Regions from separate parts of the Homo sapiens genome. Here all the other regions are linked to region 3. The links are chromatin loops, found by intact Hi-C in ENCODE. Cell type or tissue: heart right ventricle. All regions are shown on one strand.

What was found. Peaks named below come from ENCODE experiments on the same cell type or tissue, not always from the same donor. Only the 100,000 strongest peaks of a DNase experiment are listed, where the experiment ranks them.
Region 1: a loop joins it to region 3, with 2.2 times the contacts of the local background. A loop is called at or near these places in 20 of 110 quality-filtered maps.
Region 2: it touches region 3 in a loop (5-fold over the local background); 59 of 110 quality-filtered maps call a loop at or near these places.

The regions. Positions count from the first base shown.
Region 1 is chr1:223,339,152-223,347,151 of GRCh38, forward strand. The region is part of intron 2 of SUSD4 (sushi domain containing 4); the gene reads right to left. Among named protein-coding and RNA genes, the nearest start is that of SUSD4, 21 kb to the right of the region's middle. RefSeq lists an enhancer at 1,885-2,385 and a silencer at 2,876-3,053. In heart right ventricle, no CTCF peak of the experiment used is centred here; DNase peaks (open chromatin) are centred at 2,168, 4,765 and 5,553; H3K27ac peaks cover 1,089 bases.
Region 2 is chr1:222,788,406-222,796,405 of GRCh38, forward strand. No RefSeq gene overlaps it. Among named protein-coding and RNA genes, the nearest start is that of DISP1, 23 kb to the right of the region's middle. In heart right ventricle, CTCF peaks have their summits at 4,530 (motif pointing right), 6,370 and 6,611; no DNase peak of the experiment used is centred here.
Region 3 is chr1:223,129,186-223,137,185 of GRCh38, forward strand. TLR5 (toll like receptor 5) reads right to left here. Exons shown (of 6, transcript NM_003268.6): 3 at 7,993-8,000; 4 at 5,497-5,679; 5 at 3,290-3,454. Among named protein-coding and RNA genes, the nearest start is that of TLR5, 10 kb to the right of the region's middle. RefSeq lists enhancers at 94-223, 364-553. In heart right ventricle, CTCF peaks have their summits at 310 (motif pointing left), 518 and 4,656 (motif pointing right); DNase peaks (open chromatin) are centred at 296 and 4,696; H3K4me3 peaks cover 1,573 bases; H3K27ac peaks cover 581 bases; H3K27me3 peaks cover 326 bases.

The DNA of each region.
Region 1 (8,000 bases), 210 kb after region 3:
TGCTACAAAGAGGCTGAGAAAGAGGAGAACTGCAAGACCCATTGTGCACATGAGTTTGGTGTTTGCGTGTCTCTGAAGGTGACATTTACCAGGATAATTTCAGAGGAACGATGGGGGTGGAACCATATTGCTGTGGGTTGAACAGTGAGTCGGAGATGAGGAAAGAGACTAAATGTGGACTATTATCTCTAGGAGCTCAGCTGTGGAGGGAGGAAAATGTCAGGGCAGGGCCAAGATCAAGGGAAGGTTCATTTGAGAGGGGAGAGGTTGTATACATTTGCCTGCAGAGAATGAGCCAGCGGGGCAGGGGTGGGACAGGACAGAGGGACCCATCCCTCCAACCCGCCATCTCCCTTCTCACCTGCCATGCTCCCAAAGTCTAATCCCTGCCCCCGCCAGGTCCCTGTCAGATCTGGTGTGAGACTGAGGGAGTCACTGCAGCAGGGTTAGCAAACCTAGAGAGCCACCCATCAGAATCTCACGACACCTTTTAATGGTATGATTTCTGTGATCCTCCCAGATCTACCTTCTCAGCGTCTATGGGGGCAAGGCCGAGGAATCGTCTTTGCAGAAGTTCCCTAGAGATTTCTGAGGCATTCAGACACCACTAACTCAACAAGCTTCATGTGTATACACCTGAGGCCCCTCAGGAAGCAGAAGGCTGGGCCCCGGCTCCCCCAGGACTGGCTGGGCCTGAGGCCCACCGACCACTTTTCCGCTTACACACACTGAGCTGTTTCCAACAGTCTGAAAGGCAGACACTAATTTGCCAAGTTGAAGAAAAGGGGGCTCTCATTCCACCGGCTCCGCTCTGGCAGAACCACGACACTCAACTCCTTATCTCCTTATCTCCTTAAAGCCGTCTCCTTTACACAACAGGCCAGGAAGAATTGTGGGGAATCAAGCCCTGGAAGCAGCTGCTCCAATCGCATTCCCTGACAAAGACCACACGCAGCCAAATCCTGCAGGAGCATTGTGGCTGGTGCCATGGGCTTCAGTCTAGGCCCAGCACCCTGAAAAAAGCAGAATAACACCCAGAAGTTAAACACCCCATTGTCTGAGAACTAGGGAGGCTCATGTGTGCCCATCACTTCTTTGTTCAGACAGCTCAGCTCTTGTGAAATTGGTCCCATCTCCTGGAACAGACAAGAATCCAGGCACTGGCCTGTCCATTCTTCTGAGGGGGCAGAGGGCACAGATGGGCATCTGATAGATACAAAAAGATGCCCTGACCCAGTGAGACCTCTGCTTGGGGTGCAGAGCTGGGCCAGCACTCCATGCTGCAGCTGCAATGAAAAATGAGTCACCTTTGTGTTAGAGAAGAGACAGGAAAAGTGTCCTGGAGAAGGGAAGGCTTTGAGAGTAGTGTGCCACAATCAAAGGTAAGGAAGGAGCTGTCAACACGCAGTCCTTTCCATCCCTGCTAATCCAAAAGCAGCTTCTGTCCGCAGTCATGATATTCAGCCTGCTTTGACAGCTGGGGAGCTGGGTTTAGAGGCTCCAGGCAAAAGATCCAGGTAGAGGTCAGGTGAGCTCTTTCCCACAGGAGGGGAAATGTGTCCCTTCTCAGCCCTGTGATCTAGTTAGACAGGTAGTCAGAGAGACAGAACACATGCAAACAGGCCCTCACTGATAGAGAGTATGTCAAAGGCTGCTGAACTCCCCGGAGGAACATCTCTTAAATCTCTATTGTTTCAGAAATATAGTAAGCACTTAGCTGAAACTGACCTCTAGAAAAAGACACACTTGACCTCATCCACCTAATTCCCTCTGTGTTACACATATTCGTTTAATGTGGTTTGCATGTTAGGTGCCGATTGTTCTAAGAGAGAATAAAAGCACCTTGATTGCTAAAATACACATGTTTGATATGGAAAGTCCTAAAGCTTTCTTCCTCCTCTCGAAACAGATACTGTAATAATCTGGTGTTCTTTGGGGAGGTGTTTTTATTTTTCTTTTTGTTGCTGCTGTTGTAAATTTTTTATGAAGCCCAAAGGTAACAAGAACTGTGATGGTGCTGGGCCTGCCTGGTACTCCTGTCATGGGGTGCCCATCTGTCCCCCACTATAACATGGGAACCCGAAAGGCAGAGCCAGATGCCTGTCTGGGTACTTGGCAGTCCACAGGCACTGCTGCAATTAGCAAGCTGGATCATGATTCAGCATCTGACGCGGGCAGCCTCCACCAGAGCATAGCGGACAGCTTAAAAATAGCAAAGCCACGGCTGCATCTCTCTAGCCCAGGCTCCACACGAGGCAGGGCAGCTGCCGCCAGCAGAGCCTGGAGAGGGTCCCACCTCCCACCCACCCCCTCTCTGTCCTCCCCAGATCCACCTTCCAGCTGTGAAGGCTGAGTGGGAAGCAGAAGGGGCCGGCTCCCATCAAGCTCCCCCACGCAGAACACCCGATGCAGAAATGCCAGCGGTCTCCAGATCCACTGACGGGGCACCCAAGTGTTCTCAGGTTCAGGTCTTGTTTTAAATACACAAACGGAGGGACAATCAGCATGGCTCCCCCATGCCTCAGGCACCAAAACAACTGCACACGCAGCTACAACCACAGGGGTGCTCCCAACTCCCCCTTCCCAGTTAGTGACCAGTGGTGAGGGTGGGTGTGTCTCCCAGCCTGAAGAAGAGAATGGAAAGAGGCGGACTTTGTGCTTGGAGAGGCCTGGGTACAAACCCATTTCACCCATCTGCCAACAGAGACCACCATGCCTCCTGCTTGCCTATCACCACCCCCATCTGCGCCAAGTTAAGTAACTTCTCGGGGCCTCAGAGTCTGGTATGAAACAGAGCTAAAGATCGCTCATTGGCTGGTCACGTCGAGTGTAAATGAGGCAACAGGCAAAGCACTGAGGAGGGTGCCCAGCCCAGACGAGTCTCCAAAAATAAACATCCCTTGCCTTTCCTATTTCCTTCCTAGTCATGGCTGAGGTCTGCCCTGGTGGACCACAGCCACAGTGAAACCAGGGCTAGGAGGACAGGCGGGGGCCTGGGTACCCAAGACAGAGATCCTCAAAGGGCCCTCAGTGTCCTACTGTTTCTCTAGTGTTCACTGAAGTCATGTTCTCTAGGTCAGTGATATTTTGTAGATGAAACTGCAATGTCCTCAGGGCTGATGTTGTCTTTAAAAATGTTCTTTCTACCCAGGAACCCAAAAGGAGATTTAAAATAATGGAGAGGGTTGCCATTTTTCTGAGAATACTATTATTGAATAGATGTCCCTTCTCCCCAAATTAATCTACAAAATTAACAAAATGATTCCACAATTTATCTGGAAGAGTGATTTCATAGGACTAGCTGAGAACATTTTGAAAATGAAGAGTAATGAGTGGGGATTTGCTCTATCTGATTTTAAAAGGTACAAGTAGTAAAATAGTGTGGTTCTGGCACAGGAAGAGACATCAAATCAATGGAATATAACAGAAGGCCAAGAAACAGACCCAAATATCTATACAATGTTAGTATATTATGAGGGTGTTATTTCAAAACATTGGGAAAAGGATAGACTATTCAATAAATACTGTTGGTACAATTGGCTAACCATCTGGATAAAAATTAACAATATCCTTACATTTCCCAGCACGCAAATTGACTAAATGTTTAAGTATAACAAATAAAATATGAAAAATACAGGTGACTATGTAAATAACCTTGGGTTGGCAAAAACTTTCTAAGCCTAATACCAATACCGGTTTCTCTATGGCAGAAACCATAGAGAAAAAAAGTTGACTGCATTATCATCAATGCAATTAAAGGCCAGTAAAAACTGCAAGAATGAACATTGTTGATATGTGAAAGGTCAAATATTTGAAAAGAGTTTTACAAATGAATAAGAAAAAGATAAAAACATTAGCGGAAAAACAGACAAAGAACATAAGCCCAGAATTCAAAACAATAAACACAAATAGCCAATAAAAAGAGGAAGGCTCTCTACACTCCAGGCACACTGGCCTTCTTTCAGGTTCTTGAACATTCTATGCTACCTCCCAACAGAAGACCTCTGTGCTGGCTGTTCCCTCCACTGAGAACACACTCTCCCTTGATCTTCACCTGGTTCAAATCTATCACCTCTCCACGCAAAGCTAACTTTTACCGGAAGCCTTCCTTGAGCACCCCGCCCAGCTGGACCAAGTGAGATTCTCCTTCTTCTCCCTCATAAGCTCTTTCAAAGCTAAGTTGCTTTCCTTCATGGCACTTTTTACAGCTTGTACTTATTTTTGTGATTATTGGATTGTTTATCTCCCCCACTGGACAAACTGCCTCTGTTTTTGCTGACCAGTGCATGTGCAGCACGATGGTGAAAAAAATTATAGGGTATGCACAAAATAGAATACAATACGGTGAGTTACAATGATGCTCTAAAAGATTTATTTTTAAAAGATTAATAAAAATATGATATATTGTTAAGTAATACAAGTAGGTAACAAAACAATGTCTATATACTATTTGGGGGGAGAATGAAGATATATAGAAAAGAGACACACATCACTTTTCTAACAGAGGGTTAGTGTGACATTTATTTTGTTAACGTTGCTCATCCATATTTTCTAAAAAATTCAACAATGAATATGCATACATCTGCATATATATAGCTGCTTTTAATAAGGGAAAAAGCTTAAACCTAGCTATGGTTTCCCTCTGTAAACCCGTGAAGTCCCTGTGCAACTGCTGTAGGAACCACAGTGTGTTCCCTTTCCTTATCTTCTCCCTGACCCTTCTCCACCCTTCCAGCTTTATTTCCACCACCAACAGAGTACGAGAACATGGCCCAGATCCAAACCAACGTGTCAACCTCTGTTGAGCCACCTCCAAGTCCCAAGTTAGCCATTTTCAGGAAATAAAAACTAAATGTATGAGCACACAGCACTTTAGGAAAACCTGAGACTTCCACTAAATAGCTAGATTCCCAAAAACAGTTAAAATGGAATGTGAGTCATAATTTTTCAGAAACCTGTCTATGCTTAGCCTTCAGAACTGTCTTCTCAATAAATATATACAGACAGCCTGACCACCTAAGAAAACGGAGCAAGGGCATTTGCAGGTTTTAATACTGCACAGCAAAGATCATTCTGACAATATTTCAAAGAGATGGGTGATGTGTTTGGCATACATGGTGTACAAGATAAGCAAGATCTAGGGAGGCAACATTGTCGGGTGCTAGGGATAGAGTGGAAATGGCACCCAGCCTCTCAGATGAGTGTCTCACACAAAAATAAATTTTGTGAGTGTTCAATTACCTCCACCTGCCTGGCGCAGTGAACATGGTAAGGCTGTGCTGATGTTGCACTCTCCTGGGGTCTCCTTTCTTGAGAATAACAGTGGTCTGCTTATTTGTAGCTAAGGGAAGAGCCACTTTGCACTTAATGCACTGAAGGAATTGCTCAAGGACTGCTCACCCCCGAGAAAAGCTTAGCCTTGAAGGGCTGCCAAGGACAATGTTCGCTTTCCTTATCAGTGTGGGTTCAGTAGGTTCAGTCTGGTCACAGTGAGACTCAAACTTCAACTCCAGAAAAACTCTCCACCACTTCTCATGTTTTCCACACTCCGCAGCCCTCATTTAATCGGGATGGACATTTCCCACTGGGGACTGAGTGTGCTCTTCCTAAATCCAAGCAGGCCGCCCTAACATGATATGTACACGTGGAGGGTAGGCAGATTGCTTCCTTGGGCCCATCTGGACAGTTTTCCTGAGTTCAGAACATTTAGCACTCCTTGTTATGTTCAAGGCTGGGAATTTGGAAGCTAAAAGAAAAACAGATTCTGCAGAAATAATCGAAACTTCCTCTCTGGCCTCTCTTCACTTTCATTTATAACTTATCTACCCTCTCCTTCTCTACAGCTCATTGCTCTTACTTAAGGGAAAACTAAAGTTAATATAAGTAATTTGTTATTAAGTCTACATATACACTATTCCTGTCACACACTGTAAAGAAAATAGATAATTGGACATTGTGGTAACACCAGTGAGGATAACTTACATTGAAGTGGTGCTCACAAACATACAGTGAAAATGCTGTCCCCAAAGTCACTCATGAGCTGAGAACACGAGGTGGTCTTTCATTCTCATGGATCCCCCCAACCCCTTCAGAGGTCCGCACCACTAACCCCCTCTCTGAAACCCTCACATCCCTGGCTTTGGTAATGCTGTATCTTGGCTCCCCACCAATCTCTGTGAATATTCTCTTGGTATCTTGTGAGGAAACTGAGGCAAAGAGAGGTTCAAGGACATGTCCAAGATCATGTGCTTATTAAGAGATGGAGCCAGGGTCCAGATCCAGGCCCTGACGCTCCCTCTGATCATGCGCTTATTAAGAGATGGAGCCAGGGTTCAGATCCAGGCCCTGCCGCTCCCTCTCCTGCATCCCTCAGGGGGATCCCTCACAGTCCCTGTGTCCCTCAGTCCTCTCCCAGGACCACTACTGAACACTGATTATAATTACCGCTGCCCATGAGATGGTTCCTACATCACATTTATAACGCCGACGTCCGGCTTTCTATCACTTATTCTCAAATGCCTGCTGGGCAATTCCACCTGCATGTCAAAATTTAAGTATCTTAAGACCAAACTCATCATCTTTCTAAAATAAGCTTTTCTTCCTGACATCTCCATTGCAGTTAATGACTCCATGCTTCTTCTCTCTCATGCCTACACTAGAAACCCCTGGCTGCAACATCTTCCTTGGTCTGCCCTCTGCCCTCCAGAATTCAGCCTTTGAAATGTGCACCCTGGCTTTCTCTGCTGCCAGTACCTCCTCCGGGCCTTCAGCACCTCTCACCTGGAGCTCCTCCTCCTGGCTACTAGCTTCCATGTCTCCCTTCAGCCTCCCCTGCCTACTGCAGCAGCCAGGCCAATCACCCTAGGGCAGGGTTGCTCAGAGTCAGCCCTACGGACACTTGAGGCTGATCATTCTCCGTTGTAGAGGCCGTCCTGTGCATTTTAAGATGTTTCACAGCATCCCTGGTCTCCACCCTCTAGACAGTCGTAGCACACACCCTCTATTCCATCCGCTTACCCCAAAACCAAAATTGTCTTCAGACATTGCCAAATGTCCCCTGGGGGACAAAATCACCCCATTTGAGAACCAAAACCCTAACGTATGACTTAAACATGCTCCTCCGTTCAGAAACTCTCAGTGGCTCGTCGATGGCCTCCTGAGGAATCAATAAGAAGAAAATAGTTTTCAAAGATTAGGAAATTCATTTTCCTATTTATGATTTCCTTTCTCTTGAGGTTCTGGGCTTAACCACATTTGGGCTAGGGTTCAAGGCGTACTGCAGAAAGAAGGTCAAAGAGGAAAAGCAGATGACGTTAGCTGGCAAATCCATCCACGGTGTTACATCCCAAACTCCCATGGCTGAGTGCCCCCCAGCCTGGAAGCAGTGAGGCAAGGAGAGATGAATACCTCAGCAGGCTCCAGGGCCAGATGGCTTGAATTTGGGACCCAGCCCCACCACTTCTAATTCTAGGACCCTCAACCTACCCTTTAGCCTCTCTCTGCCCCAGTTTCCTCATATGAAAATAGGAATGAAAACGGTACCTAATTCATAAAGCTGCTGTGAGGCTCAGTGACTTCATTTATGTAAAGCACTTCAAAAGTGCCTGGTATGAACAAGTAATTGATAAATGCTACCCATTAATATTATTACTATTGTTACTACATTTCTTGCTATATTGCTGGTCTGTCTCCAAAACATGCCCTTGGTCCAGGCCAAAGTCAGTCCTTCCCTGGCCATGAACCTATCTTATGCTTGCCCCAGCAAGGCCCATGTTCATGTTCTTTCTGCTAAAACCCCCTGCAGTTCACTTCGTCCTGTTGAAATTTCACAAATATTTTTTTTCATTCAACAAATGTCTATTAAGCTCCTACTTTTTTTTTCTGTGTGAATGTTATTTTTCTTTTTTAAAAAATGCTTTTTAATTTTTGTGGGTACATAGCAGGTACATATATTTATGGGGTACATGAAATGTTTTGATACAGGCAAGCAATAAGCAATA
Region 2 (8,000 bases), 340 kb before region 3:
TTTTGACAAATAGATAGCACTGGAAAAAGATATTAAGGCTGCTGGAATCTTGGCTGTCAAACTAATTAGCTGTGTGACTATAGGAAAGTCACTTAACCTCTCTGAGTTTTAATTCTCTTATGACTAAAATTAGGAAAATGATGACACAAGGTGCTATCGTCTGAATGTTTCTGTCCCCTGATAAATTTGTATGTTGAAATCCCAATCCCCAAGGTGATAATATTAGGAGGTGGAGCTTTTGGGGAGGTGATGAGTCACTGGGGCAGAGCCCTCATGAATGGGATTAATGCCCTTACAACAGAGGCCCAAGGAAGCTTCCTTGCCCCTTTCATCATGACACAGTCAGGAGGTGCTGTACTATGAACCAGAAAGCAGGTCCTCACCAGACACCAAATCTACTGGCACCTTGATCTTGGACTTCTAGTCTCTGGAACTGCAAGAAATAAATTTCTGTTTATAAGCCACCTAGTTTATGGTATTTGTTATAATAGACCGAACATACTAAGACACAAGGTTGCTCTGAGTAAAAAATGAAATGACATGCATGAGAGCACTTACCGCAGTGTCCAGCACCTAACAGGTGCACCCAGTCATCTGTTCTGCTGTTCCTATGTAAGAGGAGGAAATAGGGTGAGCAGGCTGAAGACTTTGTGGGGAGAATGGGAAGAGGTCTCATTGGAGCAGAAGGTAGGGTGAATGAAGAATATGGCTGGAAAACTGATCTGGGGCCAAGTGGGAGTGGCCCAGTGCATGAGAAGCCCTTGGAGGATGTGCTGAAGGGCCTGTCCTTGATTTGTCACATAATAGTGGACACAGCTATCTGAATCCAATCAGAATACTATTAATTGTTCCTCAAATCCAGTCATAATGCAATCTGAATACTCTATAACTAAATATTAATTTGTAAAGTTTACCTCCCACAAAATTAATCTCCAGCAAAGACTAATCACAACTGTTATTTTAAGAGCAGCAACTTAATACAACTAACTATTAAATAGGTATTAAAGAACTAAAAATAACTAAGGTATCAGAAAGGAAGCAGCTTCAGGGAGAAGCTTTGTTCCCTAGAGCTTAGGAAACTAATAGAAGAATATGGACTTATTAAAACTTGGAAGTATGGAGCAGTATGGCAGTTTCTCAAAAAATATATAATAGAATTACCTAGTATGTAGCAGTTCCACTGCTAGATATATATTCCAAAGAACTGTAAGCAGAGACTCAGAGATATTTGTACACACATTGTATTCTCACACTGCTATGAAGAACTGCCTGAGACTGGGTAATTTATGAAGAAAAGAGGTTTAATTGACTCACAGTTCCGCATGGCTGGGGAGGCCTCAGGAAACTTGCAATCATGGCAGAAGGCAAAACGGAACCAAGACAGGTCTTCACATGGTGGTAGGAGAGAGAGAGAGAAGGGGGAAGTGCCATACTTTTAAACTATTTTGTGTTTTAAAATTTTTTGATTTTGTGAGAACACTATGATGAGAACAGCAAGGGGGAAATCCACACCCATGATCCAATCACCTCCCACCAGGCCCCTCTCCTGACAAGCGAAAATTTCAATTCAACATGAGATTTGGGTGGGGACACAGAGCCAAACTATGTCACCCATGTTCATAGAGGCACTATTTGCAAGAGCCAAAAGATGGAAGTAACCCAAGTGTCCATCAATGAATGCATGGATAAACGTTTTAATTACCTACAATGAAATATTGTTCAACTCCAAAAAGAGAGTAAATTCTGACACATGCTATAAGGTGGATGAAGCTTGAGGATATTATGCTAAATGAAATAAGCCAGGGACAAATAGACAAATATTGTATGACTCAACTTATGTGAGGTACTTAGAGTAGTCAAAATCATAGAAACAGAAAACAGAAATGGTGGTTGCCAGGGGCCTGTGGGAGTGATATGGTTTGGCTCTGTGTCCCCACCCAAATCTCATTTCTAACTGTAATCCCCACGTGTGGAGGAGGGACCTGGTGGGAGGTGATTGGATTATGAAGGCAGTCTCCCCCATGCTGTTCTTGTGATAGTGAGTGAGTTATCACAAGATCTGATGGTTTTATAAGTGGCAGTTTCCCCTGCTCTTTTCTCGCCTGCTGCCATGTAAGACGTGCCTCCTTCCTCCTCCACCACGATTGTAAGTTTCCTGAAGCCTCCTCCGCCATGCAGAACTGTAGGTAAATTAAACCTCTTTTCTTTATAAATTACCCAGTCTCAAGCAGTTCTTTACAGCAGTGCAAAAATGGATTAATATGGGGGGGAAGAGGAAATGGGGAGTCATTACTTGATGGGTATAGAGTTTCAGTTTTGCAAGATGAAATGAGTTCTGGGTATTGGCTGCACAATAATGTGGGTGTACTTAACACCACTGAACTGCACACTAAAAATGGTGAAGGTGGTAAGTTTCATGTTACATGTTTACCAATATTTAAACAAAGCGAAAACACTTATAAGTTTGGAAGAAGAACTTTGCAGAGCTAAAGCTCAGACCTTGGAGTGTTAGTGTCTCTGAGCTCAGAGGAAAGGCCCTGTGGGGCTGAGACCTGGACCTCTGGATATGGTGGGGATGGACTGGCTGCTACTGGTGTCTTGAAGGAGGCACGATGATCAGGCTACCCCTATAAGTGTTGGAAAAACTGCCAACTGGAACCAAGTGCTGGTACTGGGACTAAACTAATTGCTGCTGCCTGGTGAAGAAGAATTACTAGGGTGAGACTGACAGGAAGCAGAAAAAAATTCCTTCTTTCTTCTCCAGCCTCGCAGTCTCCCTCTACCAACCTCTCTTGGCAGAGTCTAGCTTGGAGCCAGCTGGCAAACAGAAAAGTGGTTTGCAAAGTCCTGATCCCAGCAGCACCAAACTGAGTATAGAAGAGGAGTTTGAAAATGAGACAATGGCTGACACAGTGGGCCACTGAACATTTAATTTATGAACAAGGAAATGGCATAATCAGAGTGTTAGAATGCTGACTCTGGTGGCAGTGTGAGAAATAATTGAAAAAGGGAGACTTACGAGACTATTAAATCTATCCAGGAAAGATGCAGTGAGAGTCCAGCCTTGGATTTGCTCCAATTCTGTTATCAAAGTTTCTGTCCTGTTCCTGAATCCTGAGTCATCTTGCCCATGTTATCCTTAGTTCTTGTACGTGGATCCCCTTCCAATTTCTGTTGCTGTGCCTTTTTAGCCTACCCAAGACTGCCCATTCACAAGTTAAGGACAGCTAAGAATTCTAGACTGGACAGCCTGCCTGGGTCCCCTAATATGACCTGCTTTAAATAGCACCATATTCCAGGAAACTCTTCAGACATCCTGCTATTCCTCTGAAATCTCTGAAGCTAACTGCTTACCTAGTCCTACTATGTGCCATACCTAAGTGTTAGGGTTTCAGAGATGAACGATATTCTATACTCAAGAGGCTGGGCATGGTGGCTCATGCCTGTAATCCTAGCACTTTGGGAGGCCAAGGCAGGAGGATCATTTGAGCTCAGGAGTTAGAGGCCAGCCTGGCCAACATAGGGAGACCTCATCTCTAAAAAAAAAGGAAAAAGTATTCTATACTCAAGGAAACTGAAGTTTAGGGAAAAAGGCATCAAATGTAAATAAATAGTTAGAATATGATGATAGAAAAGTAATTGCTAATATTTATTATAAGATAGGAATTTTTAAGTGCTTGAGATACAAACACATTTAAACCTCGTAACAAACCTAGGAGGTAGGTTCTGTTATTACTCCCATTTTATAGGTGGTGAAACTGAGACACAGAAGATTAAGTGATTTGTTCAAGGTCAGGCAGTAAGGAAGTGTTGGAACTGGCATTCAAGTCCCAGAGCAGTCAGCCTCTGCAGTTCAGGATTCAGGGACTGAGAGTAGGAAAATTTAAAAAGGTTGATGAGGTTCAAATGGAAATCAACAAGAGGGTCTGACAAATTGGATTAAGTTTTCACCTGTGGGTAGAGGGAGAAAGGGTGTGTGTGTGTGCGCGTGCGTGCGTGTGCACATATATATGCGTATGTGTTCGTATTCGTGTGTGTGTGTGTGTGTGTGTGTGTGTGTGTGTGTGTGTAGCTGCATGGCTCTCCTTAGAGATGCTTCTTTAAATCCCCCTTTTCTTGCCTACCACTGCTTATAACCCACCATTTCTGCAATGAAAGGCAGAGATGGAGGACCTGCGTACACTCTATGGTAAATTGTTGGAGTAAAACCTGTTCAGAAATCAAACCTTCCTCTTTGGCTGCCTGCCACTGTGCTGGATTCAATCATAACAAGTAGCCCAGACCCCAACCATCTTCTCTACATCAACCTCACCTTTATTCTACCACAATATTCATCTGTTATCAAATGAGATAAAGTATAAGAGAGCATTTTATAAGTTATTAAGTGTCATACAAATATTAGTTATCATTGTTACTACCACCTGCAAAACTGGTCAATTTCGATAAGTTTCCTTTTCTGCATGTCTGAGTTCTATGAAAAACTTCACTAAAAAACTCATTGAAAAATCCCCATGTTGTTTTCGGAACTGATCACTAGGTGTTGCTATTTGATAACACATTATCAACACCCTGCCCACCCCCAAATGCCTGTATTTTTTTGCAGAGGTACTGAGATTGATTTTTCTCTATTTGATTTTGATAAGAATTATCTGTTGTGTTTCACATAATTTGCAGAGAAATAATTTGAAGTCAAGTAGGAGTAATTGGCCTTATTCCTTGCTTCCCCTCTTTTTCCTCTTTCATGCCTTCGATTTTAACAACCATCTCTCTCACTGCAGTGCCTGCAATGCAGATCACTCCTCAATCCCTATTTCATCTATTCAACAAATATTTATTGAACATTATATATGTGCCAGACATTGACTAGGAGCTGAGTATACAAGAGTGAATAAAACAGCCAAAGTTTTGACCACCATGCAGCTTACTCTTACGGCTCTTTCTTGGACAACCGACCCACATTTTCAACTTTTTTTGCAATAGGAACTAAACTTGTCTTTTCGTTTCCCACATTGAAAATCTCTCAGGTAGCATCCATGTAGCTGAACTGCTTCTCAAACTCATCATATTCATCCTGAGCACCACCTTTTGACTTGAATGGAAACATGACTTGTTCTCTTAAGTCATCAAGCTCAAAAATCTCAGTTATGCTAAGTGAAATAAGCCAGGCACAGAAAGTCAAATACTGGGTGATCTCCCTTATATGTGGAATCTAAAAAAGTAAATTTCATAGAAACAGTGAGCAGAAAGATGGTTGTGGTTACCATCGGCTGGTGAGGGGGAGAAGGGTGGGAGAAGCGAAGGAATGTTGATCAAAGGGTTCAAGGTTTCAGTTTAGACTGAAGGAATACGTTTCAATGATCTATAATAATGTATTGTGTATTTCAAAACTGTTAAAATAATAGATTTTTAACATCTCACAAGAAAAAAGATAAATTGATGAAGTGATAGATATGTTAGATATGTTAATTAGCTGGATTTAACCTTTCTACAATGTGTGCATGGATCAAAACATCATGTTGTACCTCATAAATGCACATAATTATTTTTGTCAATTAAAAATAAATAAAGTTTAAAAACCCAAACTTTTTTTTTTTTTTTTTGAACTGCTTCCTCTCCTTTGCTTCCATTCCTAATCAATTGTCACATCCAAGCTTTGGAACAGGTCTTCAGTGCCCCTGGCCTGGGCCACAGTGATAGAATTTCCTGCTTCCTTTTCCTCTTACCTCCAACAAATCCTCTACATTGCTGACAGAGTAATTCTCTTGAATAGTACTTCTCACCATACAACCCCCAGCCCCTTTCTTTATTCTAAGCATTTAAACTCCTATTCTTAGCATCTAAATCTCTCCATCACCTGACTTCAACCTCCATAGTCTTCACTCTACCTCTAAATCAACAAAAAGTGGGTTAAGAAATGTTTATGTACCATGCATTGGACTAAGGCACATGGAGTAGAGATATGAACAAGACCAGATCCCTTCCCTCATGATAAGCAGAAGATTACTAAATAAGTGTTATGGATTGAATTGTGCCCATCCCCAATTCATATGTTGATACCCTACCCGCCAGTACCTTAGAATGTATTAGGAGATAGGGCCTTTAAAGAGGTAAAGGGGTTAAATGAGGTCATGAGGGTAGGACACCAATCCAGTAGGACTGGTGCTCTTGTAAAAGGAGAGAGATACACCAGGGATGCACACATACAGAGGAGAGGTGACGTAAGGACACAGAGAGAAAGAAGACAGCCATCTGCAAGTCTGGAAAGAGACCTCAGGAGAAACCAAACCTGCCAACACTTTGATCTTGGACTTCCAGTTGATGGCAGTGGCAGGCCATTTGTAGCAACCGCTGCCATCATGCCAGCTGCAGCAGGGAGGCGCAGCCAGGGCTGCACACTCCATGAAGCCAGCAGGAACTGGGGAGAAGTGGGAGCCCCACCCATTCTGAGTTGGGGCAGGAGCTCCTTGGATGCCACTGCAGCCGCCCAAGCCACAGCTGCGGACCCAGACATCCCTGTGCTCTTGGGGCCCGGGAGCAGGTGGGAGCTCCAACCTCTGATGCACAGCTTCAGCTGCCCAAACCAGGGCTGCAGATCCAGGCCTCCTGCTCCATGGAGCAGGCAGGAGCCACCTCCCCTCCTGCCCCTCCTCCACCCCCACAGCTGTAGCCGCCCAAACTGTGGCTGCAGACCCAGGCATCTCTACACTCTTAGGGGCCCTGGAAGGCCTCCTCCTACCCTCACAGGCTTGGAAGTGCCTGCTCCCACTGCCTGGCTTCTCTCTGCTGTAGGCACCTGCTTCTATCTTGAAGCAAAGTCAGGCTGAGCCCAGGCACTGTTGGAGCCCAGCCAAGTGTGCACACTCTTGGGGCAGTGCTGACATGCCAGCTTCTTGCCATCTCAGCCACTTCTGGACTTTGGGCACCAACAAGCATAGGAAGGAAGCCAAGGGTGGCTAAGGGCAGCTCTGCACTGGCCTGCAGGTGCCCCTTGGCAACTACAGCCTGGATACCATGGATGGCAGCTGAAGGCAGACAGGTTCCTGGGCAGAAGTGGGCAGGTCCCTGGTGAGGCCCCACATTCAGGCTAGGGAGGGCCTGAAGACTGTGGGCTGGACTGCTAGTCCCATGAACCAGAGTAGGAACTCCTGGTGCCTTTTCCCGGCCCACCCATGGCCACCTGTGGACCAATCGGCACACACTTCCTCCCCTCTGAGGCCCATAAAAGTCCTGGGTTCATCCAGAGCTGAGTAGACATTGGGATGAACAGCTGCAGAGAGGAGCTACCCACTTCAGGGACTCCTCTCTGCTGAGAGCTGCAGAGAAAATGGTATAACTTGTCTGCAGAGAGGAGCTTCCTACAACAGGGTCTCCTCTCTGCCAGGAGCTGAACACTCGCCAATGGGACACCATAGCTACAGAAAGGCGCTGCCTTCTGTGGGAGACCGAGCTGTTCTATCACTCAATAAAGCTCCGCTTCATCTTACCCACTCTCCACTTGTCTGCATACCTCATTCTTCCTCGTCACAGGACAAGAACTCAGGACCCATTGAATGGCGGGGCTAAAAGAGCTATAATGCAAACAGAGCTGAAACATGCCCCTTGCTTGCCATGTTGCAGGCAAAGAAAAGGAGAGATGAGCTGTGGCCCTTCGGGGATCCCAGACCTTGGAGCTCCCTGAGCCAGGGCTGTGACTCCCTCTTTAAAGCCCTGCAGTTCCTGGGATCTCCAAGCTTCCAGGTGCCACCATATTCCCCAGTGCCAGCCATGATGAGCTACTTGTGTTGCGTCTGGTTCAGCTGCAGCTTCTCAGAGAGCCAGCACCCATGCCAGCACCTGGTGCTGCCCACCCCACTGCAGCAGCCAGCATGTCTGTCTGGGCGCAGTGGCCGGACCACAGATTCATTCACACACCCCTCACCATTCCACGCCTGACTCATCCTTGACAAGCATGGGACCCAGGTCAGTAGTGTGAGACAAGTTCATCCTGCCTAGCCAAGTAG
Region 3 (8,000 bases):
AGCCCATCTGCCAGCCTCCTGCACGTCTACACCTGACGGCTGGGCTCCTGTCGCAGAAACCATGCGCCAGGCACATTGGGGCCCACATAAATGTGCAGTGTCCGATACGCCATGTGGTCAGCACGACTTCTCCACGTCTCCTCTTTCTCTTCTTCCTGCAGAGTGAGCCCACCGGTTCACCACGTTGCTCTTGCCCCTAGCCCACCAGGCCCTGGCCCTCAGCAGCGGACCTGCCGCGGTTTCTGGACTAGGAAGGCCCTGCTCCCGACCGACCCGGAGCGCGCTGCTGCCCTCTACCGGTCATCCGTGCGGCCGGACACCGTGTCAGGCCCGCGAGGAGGGCTCTGCCGCAGTCCCGGGGAACAGCACCCAGCAGCGCCACTGGGAGAGGAAACTGGGGTCAGGGAGGTGTGACTGGGCCCCAGGCAGTCACACTCAGGCCAACAAGGTCAGGGAGGGAGGGCAGCTCACTCGTGCAAACGTGAGTGCAAAATGCACTCCACGGCCAGGAACAGGCAGTCCGTTCATGCGGGCAAAATGGAAAGCGAGCTCCTACCCAGGTTTCTCCTCAGAGCCATCACACGCCTGAGCAGCAACAGTCATTAGCATCAGGGATTAACACAGCGGGCTAAACGTCTGACAACTAACTACTGTTCTCTAAAGAGGACTCAGAGAATCAGCACACGAGGTTTCTGTGCACTGCAGAACGGTTGATTTATTTACTGATGCCCGGTGGTCTCATTAGGGTCTGTTTGCCTCTCTAGGTCTTTATGATTCCATAATACAAAGCACGTCTATTAAGTGTAGCCTAAATTTCCCTTTTATGTGCACTTTTATGTGCAGTCTTTATTCCATTAGCAATGGGTGGGGGCTGGGGCGTACCCTGAGAGACTATCAAATGCCCTGCCAAATTCCTAGAGTTGCTAGAAAAGGGTAACCCTGTCAGGATGGAAACAAGCTGAGTTCTCTGTGACTGGCCATTCAGAAACACAAGCTGACATACAGGGATCCCCGCACCGTTCCACAGAGCTGCAGACCACCTACTAAACCTCTTCTAGAAATTTGTCCACAGTTGTTGTCAAGCTCGCTGGTTTGTGGTTTAAAAGCCCACCTGTGTCCCTTTTTGTGAATCAGAATTTTGTTCCAGAGGCCAGGTATTGTTTGGTTCTCTTTGACTCACTGTGTTGCCAGCACCTAGAATGTATTATGTTGGCAAATATCTGCTGAATGAATGAATTTGCTCACATCCTGCCTGGTGCCTCCCTCCCTCTTCGTGGCCCTGCAGAAAAGGCTGCCAGGTGCAGAGGGCTCCTCTGCCAGTTCTCTGGGTTCCTTGGATGGGCCGGTCTGAGAAGGACTTGGGCAGATTCAGAACAGCCCCACGTCACTTGCTTGCTTCTTTCTCTCCTACCTGGGCCATCACTTCTCTCCTGCCAGGGAGTGGTTATCTGCTAGTATTATACCATTGCACCATCTGCTTCTGAGAGTGAGCTTGTTGCTTCCTTCTTCCTTATCTGAACAGAGCTTGAAAAATCATTTTGCATCTTTGTAGCATTTCCCCCAAATTCAGAGCATTTAGGGCTATAGCCATTCTGAGACCTTTCTCACTGGTCAGACACTGCCTGATATTCATCTTTGCTCATGGATCCTTATTTCTGTCTTTAGTGTATATATCCTTAAAATCTAACCAGGAGGGTGAGGTCATTCTGGTTTCCTTAATTCCCAGCTGGAAGAAGCTTTAAGCAGGGCATCAATGCTGTTGGTGGCCAGTTCTGTGAATTTCACGTCAGGATGCCTCCAGCATCCATTCCCCTTCTTCCAATTCTGCAGCCACTGCTTGGCTGCAAGGCTCCACTGCCTCCCCTCTAGATATGGGAGACACCACCTTGCTAGTCTCCCATAGTAAGCCTGACCCTGACACACACACCCCTCACTTACTATCTGAGGGGGCTTCCTAGGGCATGACTCTGATTAGAAGTCTTCACTGACTCCTCATGCTCATATCACTCAAACTCTTCAGGATGACCTCAGGGTCCCCACCACAGACTCTAAGTGAATTCTGGAATGGTTGACTAGAGAGGCCCTCAGGGCTTGAACCCTTTCATTTCACAGAGCAGGAAACTCCAGCCACCCTGCCTTCCTGGCTGTATCTACACTGGCATCCCATCACTGCCTTGTGCTCGAGATCTAACTTGCCATTCTCAGAGTCTGCCCTCATCCCCATTCTCTCAGCTTAGGCTGGTCCTGGGGCTTGGAATGCTCGTGAATGTCTCATCTGCTCATCCCATTCCAACTCCCCCGTCAAAGGCCACCTCAGAAGCCACCTCTGCCATGAGAATTCTACATGCACTTCTCACACTTCTATGTGCACTAGTTTGTTTTTGTTTTTTTGTTTTGCGGCAAGATCTCGCTCTGTTACCCAGGCTAGAGTGCAGTGGTGCAATCAGGGCTTACTGCAGCCACAATCTCCTGGGCTCAAGTGATGCTCCCATCTCAGCTTCCCAAGTAGTTGGGACTACAGGCTTGTACCACCATGCCCAGCTAATTTTTGTTGTTGTTGTTGTTGTTTTTGTTTTGTAGAGACAGGGTTCCACCATGTTGCCCAGACTGGTCTCGAACTCCTGGGATCCAGCGATCCACCTGCCTCGGCCTCCCAAAGTGTTGGGATTCCAGGCATGAGCCACCATGCCTGGCCTATATGCACTCTTTATCTCCGTCCCCTGGTATTCTGGGTACATTTCCATCATGGCATTTTTATTATATTATGCCTTCTCCACTAGATTGTAAGTCTTGAGGGGCAGGCACTCAGTTTCATTCATGCAGGATCCCCCTGTAGTACCTGGCACAACTTAAGTACCCCAGCAATATTTTTCTCCATTAATATTTTGAAGACAGGACTGGGCATGGTGGCTCATGCCTGTAATCCCAGCACTTTGGGAGGCCAAGATGGGAGGACTGCTTGAGCCCAGGAGTTCTATACCACCCTGGGCCACATAGTGAGACCTTGTCTCTACAAAAAACAGAAAAATTAGCCAGGCATGCTGGTGTGCACCTGTAGTCTGAGCTATTTGGGAGGCTGAGGCAGGAGGATCATTAAGCCTAAGAGTTTGAGGCTGCAGTGAGCTATGATCACACTGCTTTATTTCAGCCTGGGCGACAGAGAGACCTTATATGTATGTATATTTGTACATATGTATATATATATGTACAAATATGCATATATTTATATACGTATCATACACACACAGACACAGACACACTATGACACATTTTTACCAGAAGCACTTACCTCGTTGTCCTAGCAGAAGGGACTTCTAGTATGTTCTTATTCTAGGGGCAGAGGGTCCCTGGTTGTTTAAAGACTTCAGTTCCTGAGACTATAGGAATCTCATCACAGTGATGGTAGTCAGTATTTTATTTTTTGGTGAATCAGGAGAAAGGACTTTTTGTTTTCCTAAGGGAAAATAGGAAAGCTAATTAAGAAGAAGAAACAAAAAATATTATGTAGATATTTTTCTATGCCATACAGCAGTTTTCTTGTGGAAGAATTGCAAACTTTCTGTGTATCTCTACTAAATGGAATTTTAATTGGAAAAGATCAAGACCATTTTGTAAATCAAGGCGGACAGAACACCAAGGTTGAAGTTGGGACCTTGAGAAATCTCTGGCCCAGCCTCTTGTTCAGAAGGTGGGTGTCTAAGCCATTCAGTTCCTCTGGGACCTAAAAATCTCTTTCATGACATTTCTGGGGTCATTTGGTTTCCAAAGACTCAAGCACAAGGATGAGGACAATTCCACTGTCCCTATTGTCCAGTGAGCAGAGAACTTCCAGACAAAATGGTCTTGCGGCTCTCTAGGGACAGATAGAACTAAGGTCACTATGAGAGTGAGACATTTCTAAGCGGTACATCTAGGTAAATTATGGCTGTGTTAGAAGACAGTGCACAGTTATTGGATTTCGGGTTTCGGGTGAACAATGTCCTGAAAGTTGAAGAGTTGGCTTATAGTGCTTTTCATTATTTGATAGATGATTAACTCAGAGAGGTTAAGCACTTGTCTAAGATCTCACATTTATTACACTGTGGAGCTCGGATTTGAATCCCGCTGCAAACTTAGTTGTCACTGTGACCTTTGAACAAAACAAAATTGAATATGCTGCAAAACATCCACAGAGCCTCAAAGCGAGCTCGGAACCTGAAACGGCCCGCCTGAGACCTCCTTGAAACGGTGATTCTGATTCATCAGGGCTGTGGCTGAAGGACCTGAGAGTCTGCATTTCTAACGGGCTCCCACGTGATGCTGCTGCTGGTCCACTGACCACACTGTTAGCGGTGAGAACCTAAGAGTCTGTAATTGCCTCCCTGCTCATTACCCCCATGCCCACGTGAGCTGCCTCGTTCTTCCAGGATAAGGCATGGCTAAGATGCTGCACGATTGGTTTTGAGAAGGGGCTATACTAATACATTCACTTCCCCTTCCTCCCCATTTTTCTCAGCGCTGAAGAGTGAAGCATCAGAGAGTACCTCAAAGAAGATTCATGTGAGGCTTTGAGGAGGAGGGGATGGATGGGTCATATCGCTTTACTAGGAGCTAAGGAAACGGGACAGCTTGGGTGCGACTTCTGATTTCAGGAGATGCGCTTTCCCTAGAGACCAGCAGAGGGCGCAAAAGGGGCAGGGACCGAGGGGGAGGAGCCCGCGGAGCCGCGGCCGGAGAGTCGAGCGGGGCGCGGGGAGCTGCAAGCGTCCCTGAGCTGAGCTCCGCTGGGAAGTTCCTATCGCTTGCGCAGTAGAGTGCATTTAGACATTTCAATGACAACTAAATTTGTAGCTGGATTCAAATCCTAGCTCCACAGTTTAGTAGGTGTGTGAGCTTGGGCGAGTGCTGAACCTCTCTAAGCATCAGTTTACTGCCTATAAAATCACAGCAATAAGTTTCTACCTCCCACCCCCGCCGCCCCTACCCCGGCAGCAACAGCCTGCTTCCGGCTTCCAGGGATCCTCCAGTGCCCAAACCAGAATATCCAGTTACCCATGCTTAATACTCCAACAGTTCTTGCTTGCTGAAGTAGGCAGCCATCATTTACGCAACTACACCTTACCAGAAACGCCTTCCCTTTAGAACACTGAAGGGGAAAGTTAGAGAGGGAAAGGAAATTTCTCAAGGCACTGGGGTGATTTTGTGTTTCTTTAGCATGAGTTACCGGAAAGCTTCCTGTGTTTTCTTTACTATCTTTAGGTGGTGGTTCCCAGCATCAAAAAACAGCAAAAACAGCAGCAAGCAAAGGCGCTGATACTCTGAAAAGTTATGTTGAAAACACATGGTTTAGGTACAGAATGGCTTCCCCGTTGTTTGCACATTATAACTCTTTAGCACACAATTTTAAAGCATCTGATTGAAAGAAATAATTTTTAGTGATTATTAAAAACGAACAACTAGCACAACATTTAAAATCGTCGGGAAAAGGTGGCTCGCCCAGAAAGTGAACATCCCTACCTGTCTCCAGGTTCGGACAGCGCCAACATTCTCAATTAGAAAATTAACATCTGAGGCTCCGACATCTTCCCTGGATGCTAAATCCTGTGTATTGATGGGCAAAGTCAATTGCCAGGAAAGCTGGGCAACTATAAGGTCAGGGGGCTGGAGCAGATGAGAGTAGGGAAGTCCAGTATAGCATCCCTGAAAGTAATGACACAGACAATCTGCTAAGCGCTGCAAAAATCATTTGGAGTGTGATGTAAATTGGAAACAGCTGGGGTGGGGGTGGTGACCGGCAACTAGGAACCCTATTAACCTGATCAGTTAGATACGAAATGGGAATGTGAAGAGAGAGTATCAAACACTTGAGAACTGTTCTGAGAGGGATGTGTAGTCTGTGCTGGGCTAGCAAAGGAATCAAGAGAAAGCTTCCCAGGCAGATAAAATCCAATGCACCCTGCAGCTGCTGGAGACACCCCCTGATGCAAGGTAAGCCCTGAAGAGGTTGAGAAGGAAAGGTGGGGGGCACTCAGGCCAGGATGAGGATGCCCTGAGAGGAAGATGATTTCACTGGTGTTGCCTGAGGGACTGTAAGCAGGGACAGGTGAGGCTGGGGAGCGCACCCCTGCTGGAAGCACAGGTCCCCACCCTGTGCCCAGTGTCCTGGGACCCGAAGGAGGTTTACTGCATGTGGAATCTGCCTGGGCAGGCTGCCCAGGGTGGCTATGCTCCATTCTGAGTCAGGGCAGGGAGTCAGCTAGTTGATTTGGCTCCAACTTGCTAGTGGTGGTTACTTTCGAGATACATGAGACCATGGCAAAAATGCTGGGCTGGGAGAGGATAAATATCGGTTCTAGTCCTCCTTCAGCCACAGTCTGGGTATCCTAGACAACTCTAACTTTCATTGTCCTCAGTTTCTGCATATGTATAACGGTGAGTTTGAAATGGAAGCATTTTTAAATCCTTGTTAACTCTGAAGTTATCTAAGGAAACTTGCTGAGTATCATCATGACAGCAATCATAGACCAGGGCCAATCCTCCCTGAAGCAGAACATTCCTTCTTCATTCTGGCAAATTTGCAAGGCTGTTACACCGGATCTTGAAGATACATAGTGGAAAATGATGTTATTAATGTACCGATGAAAAAAATGGAACCACATATATCCTAGCTTTAAATAGCAACTTTTTCCCCCCTCAAGAAATTACCCTCAGAGGAGCTTATGTCTGCGGCTAGATATTTTGAGATTTGACTTTTTTTTCCCCCTCTCCTTGTATTTCTGCTTTCCTAGGCTCACCTCCACCTCTGTAGCCAGCTCCCTAGTCATTGGTCCAGGGCAGGTATATGTCAGAACCCTACCAGGAATAGCCTGCAAGTTCTTCTGGCTTTGATTTTCCAAACAGGGCCTTAGGTTGGGGACACAAAGTCTTTGCCAAGTTGGGGGAAGAGGGGTGGGGTGTGCTGATGGGTAAAGCAGAGAGACATGCTTCTAGAAACAGGAAGACAGGAAGGGAAAAGGGGTCTGTCAGCACCAGGAAGACAGGACTCTGGCAGGACCCCAGTGAGTTAGCTATGTGGTCTGGAAGCAGTGAGGACTTGCTAGGCAAGACAGGCACAAGAGTGCCTTCAGTGGTAACCCGAGTGGACCAGATGGGGGAGCAGGAGATACCTGCACCCGAGCCCCTGGGATCTTGGCAATGCATAAGAGATCTGAAATTGTGACACAGTGACACAACCTGGGGTGATTTCTATGGTTGCTGGCCAGATGAGATGAAGGCTCTAAACTAATATTAATATCTAGAAAATAGAGGAGAGGCAGTATTTCTTGCACATCTGTGCATGCTAGAGATTCACACTCACTACCCTTTTGGTTCACAGGTTGGGAAATAAAAGAAAAGGTAGTCTTGAAGCTATCTGAACCCAGTTATATCTCTGACCAAGATGAGGAGGAATCTCAGACCCCAGAAACTCAGGACTAAAAGTGACTTCTGATTTTGCCTTTATCATGGTCTTCTGAGTTCAAATCCAGACAGTTTCCCTGACTGTAAAATGGGATGGTTATGAAGAGTAAATGAGATGGGACATATAGCTTATATTTTTTGGTCCCTTGCAATACTTTGCATGTGGCAGATTGCTTGTTGACTATCAAATTATTTATTGACTGTTTTTTAAATTTTTTTTTTTGAGACAGAGTCTCACTCTGTCACCCAGGCTAGAGTGCAGTGACATGATCATGGCACAACCTTGAACTCCCCCGGCTCAGGTGATCCTCCCACCTCAGCTTCCCAAGTAGCTGGGGCTACAGGCACATGCTACCATGCCCAGCTAATCTTTCTATTTTTTGTAGAAGTGGGTCTCGCCATGTTGCCCAGGCTGGTCTCGAACTCCTGGGATCAAGAGATGTGCCCGCCTCAGCATCCCAAAGTGCTGGAATTACAGGCGTGTGCCATTGTCCCTGGCCTTATTGACTATTAAAGCTAGTCCAACCCACAGTGAACCTGGGTCCAGAGAGATACCTGGTTTG